2 separate regions of the Homo sapiens genome follow, and region 1 is linked to region 2. A link is an interaction called in ENCODE POLR2A ChIA-PET data of the cell type or tissue named here. Cell type or tissue: OCI-LY7. All regions are shown on one strand.

Evidence for each region. ChIA-PET counts read pairs that join two places held together with the same protein. Peaks named below come from ENCODE experiments on the same cell type or tissue, not always from the same donor. Only the 100,000 strongest peaks of a DNase experiment are listed, where the experiment ranks them.
Region 1: POLR2A ChIA-PET joins it to region 2 with 5 read pairs; 2 of 35 experiments call an interaction of 5 or more read pairs at or near these places.

What each region holds. Positions count from the first base shown.
Region 1 is chr1:107,428,296-107,433,295 of GRCh38, forward strand. NTNG1 (netrin G1) reads left to right here. Exons shown (of 8, transcript NM_001113226.3): 6 at 2,455-2,622. Among named protein-coding and RNA genes, the nearest start is that of NTNG1, 290 kb to the left of the region's middle. RefSeq lists an enhancer at 3,558-4,414. In OCI-LY7, CTCF peaks have their summits at 2,537 (motif pointing right) and 2,748; a DNase peak (open chromatin) is centred at 2,566; H3K27ac peaks cover 337 bases.
Region 2 is chr1:107,244,933-107,249,932 of GRCh38, forward strand. All of the region lies in intron 2 of NTNG1 (netrin G1), which reads left to right. Among named protein-coding and RNA genes, the nearest start is that of NTNG1, 110 kb to the left of the region's middle. In OCI-LY7, no CTCF peak of the experiment used is centred here; DNase peaks (open chromatin) are centred at 2,239 and 3,279; H3K4me3 peaks cover 1,259 bases; H3K27ac peaks cover 2,456 bases.

The sequences.
Region 1 (5,000 bases), 180 kb after region 2:
CTCCTGTTAAATGAAGTTCTCCTTCTACTTAGATTGCTTTATGTCACTGTTTTTTCTCTGCACATACTATTTTTTTCTGGTTATCTGAGCATATGTTTTCTTATTTACTAAATAAGCTTCCAGGCCACAAGCTTATATGTAGCTGTAGAAAGCTCCTAGATGAATTTTTGCACATAAAAGATGCTTTTGAACAAAGCTCTATTAATTAAATTAGATGTACCAAGAACCAACCCGGGTTAGGGAACATGAAGAAGAACAGCCAATAAGAGACCTCTTCCAGAGGAGGCGACCCAGGGGCAGGGCTGTTATTGGCCCTCCTCAGGAATTCCAGGCAGTTCTCAAAAAGTCCTTGGGAAGCAATTAGGTTTGAGAATTGGGTTTCCTTCCTTCAACCACTGCTCTCAAAAGGCTCTAGTCCTGAAAGATTGTCTTTATTTCAAACTCTCAAACATAGAAGGCTCTAGAAGCTTTTCTGACTCCCTCAGAAGTCAGTAATGCCAGTATAAACAAGGCGTAACTCTGAGCGGTACAGAGGATTGGTGGGAAATGCTTGTTGTTTTACAAGAGATTTTAATTTAGTAATCTGTAACTCTATGATTATTGGTGGTAGTATTATTATTCACTTGGCATGCCTTTACTACTAAATTTATATGGATATTTCCTTACACTGTCTCCTACATTGGAGTCTCAATGCCACCTTCTCCCAGTACTCTCCCTCTCCTCCATACTCGCCTCCCCTCTGACTTCTTCCTGTCCTCACACTCACCCTTCTCTCCCTGTTCACGTACACATGGTGATACAGCTCACCTCAAATAAACGAAGTGGTTTGGCTTCAGCATCCCCCCTTTCTTCTTGCCTCTCTTTTAGCAACTGGGGTCCCGAAGTTGCTGACACTGTTTCTGGTTATCTTCTACTCTTCACCATTTGAGTATCCTCCTCTGCTTCTATCCAAATTTGATTTCATTCCATCAGGACCTTGTTATCAGCTTCCTATTGTAGTAACTAGCTCTCTAACAAATGAATATGAACTTTTCTGATGAGTGGTAGCATATTAATTTTTTTAAAAGTTTAAAAGTTAGCCACCTCTTATTATTATTTACTTGACAACACTTACTCATTTTTACTCTACTCATCAAAATATAATATTTGAAAAATTTTATATAGGCCAAAATAGTAACTCAACACCTAGCCAAGTTCCTGACACATAGGTAGACCAACTCAATAAAAATATTTATTGAATGAATGAATGAAAGAATGAATGAATGTGTTCAAATAATGACTGTGCTTGGCTTTCTAGTGGGATAAAATAAAAGCAAGACAGATATTGATGCAAGAAATATTTTTAAACAAACAAAATTTGCAGTATCCTGGCTGACCTTCCTTATAAATGTCCAACTAGGCCTACCCTCATATTCCATGAAGACAAAACAGATACCCCACCTAGTTACCACTCACACTTTTGTGATAATTATTTCTACCAACAGAGACTTTGTCATTATCATTTATTTTTAAAAGGTTGAATTGGATTTACAACTTCTTTCTCTAGTTGAGATGCAAGAAAGAAGAAATCTAGTCACCCTCCACCCTTCCCCAACTACTCTCATGCTCTTCTTCATCTCCCTGTCTAGTCATTACCACCATCACTCCTAAGCCTCAGAGACACCTCTAACATTTCAGAGAAACCAAGGAAAAGAAAGGTGGGGTTACAGTAGCTACCTAATTCTTCTTTTGTAGCAAACTATTCTTGAAACTTAAGAGAAAAGGAGGGAATCTTAAAAGCACCTTTTCGCACAAATTATCTCCCTGCTTTTTTTGTCTTCTCTCACACATATACATACAGATTTGGTCTGAAGAAAGGCTTAAGAAAGCCATCTTCTCTTAGCATTGGGGAAAAACAAAAATAAAGAATTGTTTAGTTGTCTAGAACTCTATTAAATTTGCCATGATGTATATGAAACCCCGACTGAGTTGCTGTCTTGGCATGATGTCAGAGAGCTAAAGGAGCCATGGTGATGGTACTTAGACTCTCAATGCTCACACAGTCCCCTCTCACTTTTTTTAAGGCTGAAAAGATGAAAACAAGGGAAATGGTGCAAAGACACTAAAATTCTCCATCTGCAAAAAATAAAAATAATAGACTTTTTCATCACTAGAAACTGAGGCTTCCCAAATTTTAAAAGGTGTACACCTGCAAATGCTTCTGTTCATTTTGTCTGCCAAGAATTAACAATCTTCAGTCTTGTTCCGAATGTCCGACCTTTCTATCCTGCTTGAAACAGATGCTATTTCCGTGCCAGTCACAACCACCTGTTGCCACCATGTGTTGTGTTGAATCACATATATGTAATGCCATTCCACCGTCTTTTCTCCATCCCTCATTTTACCCAAGCATGTAGTATGCTATTACTCTGCTACTGTATACACTCTGTATACATTTCTGTTCTTCCTTGCAAGATTGTGAATGCTTCGGCCACTCCAATCGATGCAGTTATATCGATCTGCTAAATACAGTCATTTGCGTGAGCTGTAAACACAACACTAGAGGGCAGCACTGTGAGTTATGCAGGCTGGGCTACTTCAGAAATGCTTCTGCACAACTGGACGATGAGAATGTGTGCATAGGTCAGTTCCATTACAATTTCAGCTATTCTTCTGTGCCTTTTGAGCTACGGGGAGATATTTAGGGTGGAGAGGCTGGCGATTTGCACCGCGGTTGAGCCAGAATGAACTTTCTCAATGTAGAAAATATCCTATGGTAGATTTCACTTGTGATTTCACTTGTATTGGTTGAAATCATAGTTGGGGGATATACTTTGAACCCTTATGTTGTTGCTTTAAATATGATGATCTCAGAAATCATGTTAAAGAAATTAAGAATTTTCTTTCTTCCCGTTTTTTGCTTTTGTATGAAATTGTAAAACCTGATGATTCTGAACTGATCTTATAGCCTTAAACTTAAGGCTATACATTCAACTTTCAAAATAGAAACTCATTATATGCGATTTAATTATAGATATGAAAAATTAGGGTACAGATTCTTGCATATAATTGGTGATCAACGAGTATTGATAGATTGAAAATGTTGCTATTTGAGATTGAAAATGACTAGCAACTGGAAATGTAAAAGTTTGTCTGACTTCTTCATCCATAGCAATGAAATTCCATTTATTGAATTTTCCTACAGCTCCCAAAAAGGAGGAGTAATTTCTCAAAAGTATTCTAGGCAACTAATTATCTTAGCCCTGGAAAACTGCGTCCACAGAGGCCCCTGAGCACTTTCCCTTCCCTCCCCACCAATGACTACTGCTCTTGGCACCTAGGGAGGACCAGGCACCTTTCCCACCCAGAAAATCTCCTACCTTTTACATAGTGAAACCTGTCTTTAAGAATATGGGGGTGCCAATGGAAAAATAAGAAACAATAAATGGAATTTCACTTCATAATTCACTCTGAAGCAATGCATATATTTGAAATGCTGAAAAATATATGTGTAGCCATTACCACACCAGTAGGTAGCTATATAGGCACCCAGTTTTAAAGGTAGACTTTTTCACATTGAGGTACGTTCAATAGGATACACAAGCTGAATAATGACAAGCAATCTTTTTATCAAGAAAAGAAATCCAATTCGTATTTCTGTGATCATTGTCCTCTGATTGGATCGTCAAGATCCAAGTGTCACAAAAAAAAGCTGTTGAGTTGTTTTTAATCAAATTGGGCCAAGTATATATAATACTGTTGGTGTCTACAGTACTTTCTGTATTTCAGAGCATCTCCTTATTTATTATTTGTCAATTAGGAGAGAAAGTACTGGACTTAGAGGCCAGAAAGCTAGGCTCAAATTTCCGTTTGCTAGCTCATGGCTGTGTGCCATAGGTAAGTCATTTGAGCCTTCTAGTCAGAAAAGGATAAATGGGATGCACAGGAAACCCTTGGTCAACTGTGAACTGGCTTGCAGATGTCTTGTTTTGTTTTTACTTAATCCTCATTAACAAAACAGTGGGGTAAGTATTACACTAATTGTTTCCCCTGTCTTGTCATTGAGAAAAGTAAGGCAGATTGACCCAAATCTTACAGCAAAGGGTTTCTGACTTCAAAGCTTAAACACTTTCAACCACTGACACAATTAGCAAAGCTAAGCTTGTCAGACTTTTACTTATGGTATGTGTTTTGGATGACAGCAGCAATTCCACTCTGAGTTTATGAACAGAAGTTCAATTGTCTTCATAACACTTGGGTTACAAAGATTTGAGGATATTAATGAAAACCAAAAGACATGTAGTTGTCTGAATTTTGAAGGCAGAGTACATTTTACTGAATGTCATTTATAAAAATATATAAATGTCATGCTATAGATAGGTAAACACCAGAAAAACTAAAATAAATAGGAACACAGGATAAAAAACCTAACCATTTTTACATAAGATTAAAATGTTTTATAATATTTAATATGATTTTAAATCAATCTAAAAAAGTCCTTAAAAGGAAATATTTTATTCCATAAAATTTCTCTTATCAGGTAACTTAACAATATCACAATATATTTTATTCAGAGTATTTTATTATTATGAAGTTTGGCCTTTTTTCCAGTTCTGAAGTAAACTGTGAACTCCACATCTGCTTCTTTCTATCCAGTTTTAAGAGGTATAGTTCAGTTGTAAATCCATATTTGATTATCCACAGACTAGAAAACAATCCATTCAGTGTCTGTCTTTTAAATCAGATAAACTACAGAAGAAATATGAAAAAGATATCAATTTTGTATTTATTTTTACTTTTAAAAATCAAGAAGAGTTTTCCTCTCCATTTCTAGAAAGTTTATTAATTAAAATTATAAACTTTTGGAAAATTCCATTTTATCGAGGTAAACCTGTTTCTATTTAGTATTTTGTACTTGAAACCAAGCGAAGTACTTGGTGAACACAAAGGAGTGCATTCCTAGGTACTATTAAAGTTAGCTACATTAGGCCAGGTGCAATGGCTAATGCCTGTAATCCCAG
Region 2 (5,000 bases):
CAGTTCACTGATAAGATTTTATCTTTTCTCCTGCTGATACTGATAGAGCCATAGCCAGGTGAGCAGTAAATAAAGAAGATTTATTGTGGGCTGGATTTGTTAGCTAACAGAACTTTCTCGGAACTGTATCAAAAAAAGACCCATAAGTGTTCATCTTTCACATCTATAGAGCTCAATAATGAATGATGTGGTGGGGGAGGGACAGCGGCAGGAATTTATCCAGGCAAATTCCTTTTAAACAATAAACACTTCATACACTATCAGGCTAATCTGAATAGATGACTAAAAATCCAGTGGTTGATAAATTATCAGCATGGCACCTGCATCTTATGCTTGAAAAACCTTGAGCAAACCCAGGGCTATACTTGTGGATTAATTGAGCATGCATAATTTACCACTGCAGTTTACGTAAGTGTAAGTATTTTTCTCATTCTGGTAAATAGGCATTTCCAGCTTCAGGAGAAAAATCAGAATGTTGCTGTACAAAGAAATGAGCCATCAGCCTATTTGGCTATTATAAGAAAAAAGAATCTCTGCTCTTGCCACCACTGCTTAGTTTTTAAATTGAAATGATTTTTCAAGTTTAATTTGCTTTTCTCCATTTATGTATATTTCTTTTTATTCATATTTATTGTCTTGCTTTTACTATTGTTTGTAATCAATACTGTTTTCTTAGTCTAATTTGATGCTACTTATTTGAATGATTTACAGAACGTTAATCTAGGAAAATACTTTCATTGCAGTTGTTTTATGTAGCCAAGGGTGAAAAGCAAATGCGTAGGGATTAAGAGTCACAGAAACACATCAAGGTTTGAATGGCTTGCTGCGTATTATCACCCATGCGCTTTTTAATTAGGTGTTAATACTAAGTCACTATTTTCTCATCTATTAAATGGAAGTAATACCTATCCCAAAAATTGTTCTATTACATGTTATAATGAATAAACAGCCTCATTTAAAGCCAGAAACATACTAGGTGGTCAATAAATGATATGTATCCTTGTAATTCTCTTATTAAAACAAAATTTATTTCATATATATCAGCTGTAAATTTTACATCCCTAGATTAGTAGTTTAAAAACATTTGTTGCTATAGGAGATTTTATTTAATTATTATTTTTGTTTTGTTTTGTTTTGGAGACAGAGTCTTGCTCTGTTGCCCAGGCTGGAGTACAGTGGTGTGATCTCCGCTCACTGCAAGCTCCGCCTCCTGGGTTCATGCCATTCTCCTGCCTCAGCCTCCTGAGTAGCTGGGACTACAGGCACCTGCCACCACGCCTGGCTAATTATTTTTGTATTTTTAATAGAGACGGGGTTTCACCGTGTTAGCCAGAATAGTCTCGATCTCCTGACCTTATGATGTGCCCACCTCGGCCTCCAAAAGTGCTGGGATTACAGGCTTGAGTTTATTTAATTATTAGTAGTAGGCTATACAATATAAAGTCAATATGAGAGTTTTATTCTCCTTGTTTAAGCAAAAAAAAAAAAAAAATGTCCTTGTGGGAAAGGAAAGCTTAAATGCAACTGTTTTTAAATGATACTATTATAAATATATTAATCCCTGTTTTACAATGGGGAAATACCTTTAAACCTCAATTGATGTAGTAGTCATAATCGTGAGTGGCTGGGTTTCCATTTGATTTTTCTCATCTACTCCTATTTCCTGTAATATAATATATACATTATAATTTTAAAAATGTGTTTTACCTATGCTTAATTTTTTATTGCGGTAGCTACTAATGCTGAAATCTTAAATTTTGCAATCTCAGAGCCCCTGTATAGTAAGTTATAAAAAATGTAAATATAATAGGAAAACTGACTACTTAAAGGAGCTTTTCAGTGAATCACACATAAAATCCAAGATCCTGTTTATAACAGAGGTTAAATTTATTTATATAGTAAATCTAATTTTTCATGATATACAACACCCATATGTAAATTGTAATAGCCATCGTACGCTTCCTTTCTTGGTGAGAACTACAGCTATCAGCCAGGCATCGGGTTATTCCTATAAAGACATGTCACATTATCTGCCACTTCTCTGTGGCTTTATTGATGTGGCTGTCACCCTAGAAACCCAGCGGATTCGGAGATGAGGCTGTCTTCCTACTTGATTTTTCACTAAAGTACATTTGAGGAGACCACTGTGAGGCTCTGGTGGAAGAAGCCGAAAGGGTAATTCTCCATAAGAATAGTTGTAACCTTCTGAGACTTTGTGTCTGCACTCATGCAATTGGTCATTTCCTGAATACTAAGTGGGACTTGTCGCACCATTAATCATGCCACAACAGCACCCTCAATCTTGCTTAGAAATAATCATTACTTAATTAGCTGGTCTTTTCTTTGTGTTTCTATCTCTTTCAGTCGTAAGTTTAAAATGAGGCTACAGAGTGATGAAAAGGAGAGAAACAAGCTAAGAAGATCATGTAATGGCTAGCACAGAGCTTGGAGTTAGATAGGCCAAGTTTCTCTACTACTGATGAGCTGTATCATGCAAAGTCATACAAGTTACTTAAAATACTTAAGACTCTGATTCTTCTTCTGTAAAGTGAGTATAATAACGTCTTTCAGTGTGTGTTAGTGAATTCTTGACAGACCTATGCTCGAAAACATGGACCTTCTCTTCAATTTTTGCCTTAATACTGTGAGTTTGGGTCCCAATCTTAGAACTTGACCTTTTCCCTCCCCTCCAGATAACATGATCAGCTTTTCTTTGTCGGGTTCCTGAATGTCAAACTTGTAATGCCAACCATTTGCCACATAAAGGAGAAGATCTCATTTACTCCTAACAAATGAGTTATCTTATAAAAAACAAAAACAAAAAACCAATATCAATGTCAAGTGAAGCAAATCTCAGCTGTGGGCTCCATCAGCTATCCAGACCTTGAGAAGCTTTGTGGTTCTCTGCTCAGTTAATATGTGTCTGACACCCACCTTTTCAAGTGAAGCCAGTGCAGTGAAGTCAGTCTGGTGCTGCACAGATGAGGTGAAAAGTGGATGGAGAGGCTCAGACTCACCAACTACAGTTGTTCCTTCATTTAGATAGTTGTAGAGTTCCCATAGAACTAGGAGTGGTCATTCAAAATGATCCCTTGCCACGGTAGTAGACTTTTTTCTTTTTTTCTTTTATTTTTTAGCAATCCTACTGCCAACATGCCATTCTATTTAAATGGAAAATGCCACTGTGTATACTATTATTGTAATAAGGTACCTTGTCTCCAAGTCAGAAGTTAAGAAAGAGAAATGAAAGTTTTCAGGCCTCTTGGCAGCTGGGGCTCAGTCCTGTGACCTTGCCTTTGTTAACCAGATCATTCTGTTTGGGGTCTTGACTCCTGAATGAGAATGGTGAGGATTCATTCATGATCACTTCGATGATGGCAGTGGCAGCATCATGTCACAATGCTATTGGGTTCACCTATGTAATACGATGTCTTCTCCAATTTCTAGAGGGAGTAGCAGGTGGTGAAGCCAGTTTTTGGTTTAGGAAAGTCTGGGATTTGTAGCTGCCTTTACAAATTTGGTGCTCAACAGACATGAGAGGTAACAAGGAGTTAATCTTACTAAGGAACTAAGATTACCTAGCGTACTTTCACTACCCACTTGTCCTCAGGTCTTCTGTGATTTAAGACAAGCATTTTTCATTGCTTTTGGCCACCAAGTAGAGTTCACTGAATCTATAATGACGATCACAATATAAGCGATTTTATTAACCTGTCGGTTACTATACAACTTTCTTATTCTGGTCACATCCCAAATCCAGGAGGGTGGTGAAAATGCAAGACTGTTCTTTATTCCCAAAGTACTGAATTTCACATCATTCTTTCATGAATGGGCACAGGTATACTTGTATGTATATCTGGCTTATAAATCCTTAAGAATGTTGGTGGTTTACTTCATCAGAGGTTTATTATTATTGATTGAAATGTAAAAGTTAGGCCGGGGGTGGTGGCTCATGCCTATAATCCCAGAACTTTTGGAGGCCAAGACAGGCGGATCATCTGAGGTCAGGAGTTCAAGACCAGCCCAGCCAACATGGTGAAACTCTGTCTCTACTAAAAGTACAAAAAAAAAAAAAAAATTAGCTGGGCATGGTGCAGGCGCCTGTAATCTCAGCTTCTTGGGAGGCTGAGGCAGGAGAATCACTTGAACCCGGGAGGTGGGGGTTGCAGTAAGCCGAGATCACACCACTGCACTCTAACCTGGGTGACAAGAGTGAGACTCTATCTCAATAATAATAATAATAATAATAATTTAAAAGTTAGTTTGGGTAAGGCCGGGCACGGTGGCTCACACCTGTAATCCCAGCACTTTGGGAGGCTCAGATGGGCGGATCACCTGAGGTCATGAGTTCGAGACCAGCCTCAACATGGAGAAACCCCATCTCTACTAAAAATGCAAAATTAGCTGGGCGTAGTGGCGCATGCCTGTAATCCCAGCTACTCTGGAGGCTGAGGCAGGAGAATTGCTTGAACCTGGGGTGCGGAGGTTGCTGTGAGCCGAGATGGCGCCATTGCACTCCAGCCTGGGCAACAAGAGTGAAACTCCGTCTCAAAAAAAAAAAAAAAAAAAGTTAGTTTGGGTAACTATATGTGTATTTGGACATTATGTCTAAGACACTATTATTTGCATTGTTTCCTAGAAGTTCCCCAAATGTGTTATTGTGATGAGACTACCCTAAAAATGGGTTCTGTGTTCATATGAGTTTTCAGAGAACTACATAAAATCTCTTTCTCTTAATAATCCACACTGTATATTAGCATGTTAAGGACTTCACAATTCCTGAGAAAATGAGCTTACTTCACATCGTTTGACTCAGAGTTTTACAAATTTGCATGACTACAAAGACCCTTCCTGTAAAATAAAAACTATGGGACTAACACTTTATGAGATATATTTTGGGAAATGTTACCATAATATGCATTTTTCTATTGTATTTTTCTGCATCACATGTTTTCACCAACAGATGCACTGGGCTTACATGGGAGAAGAGCAGGTACTAA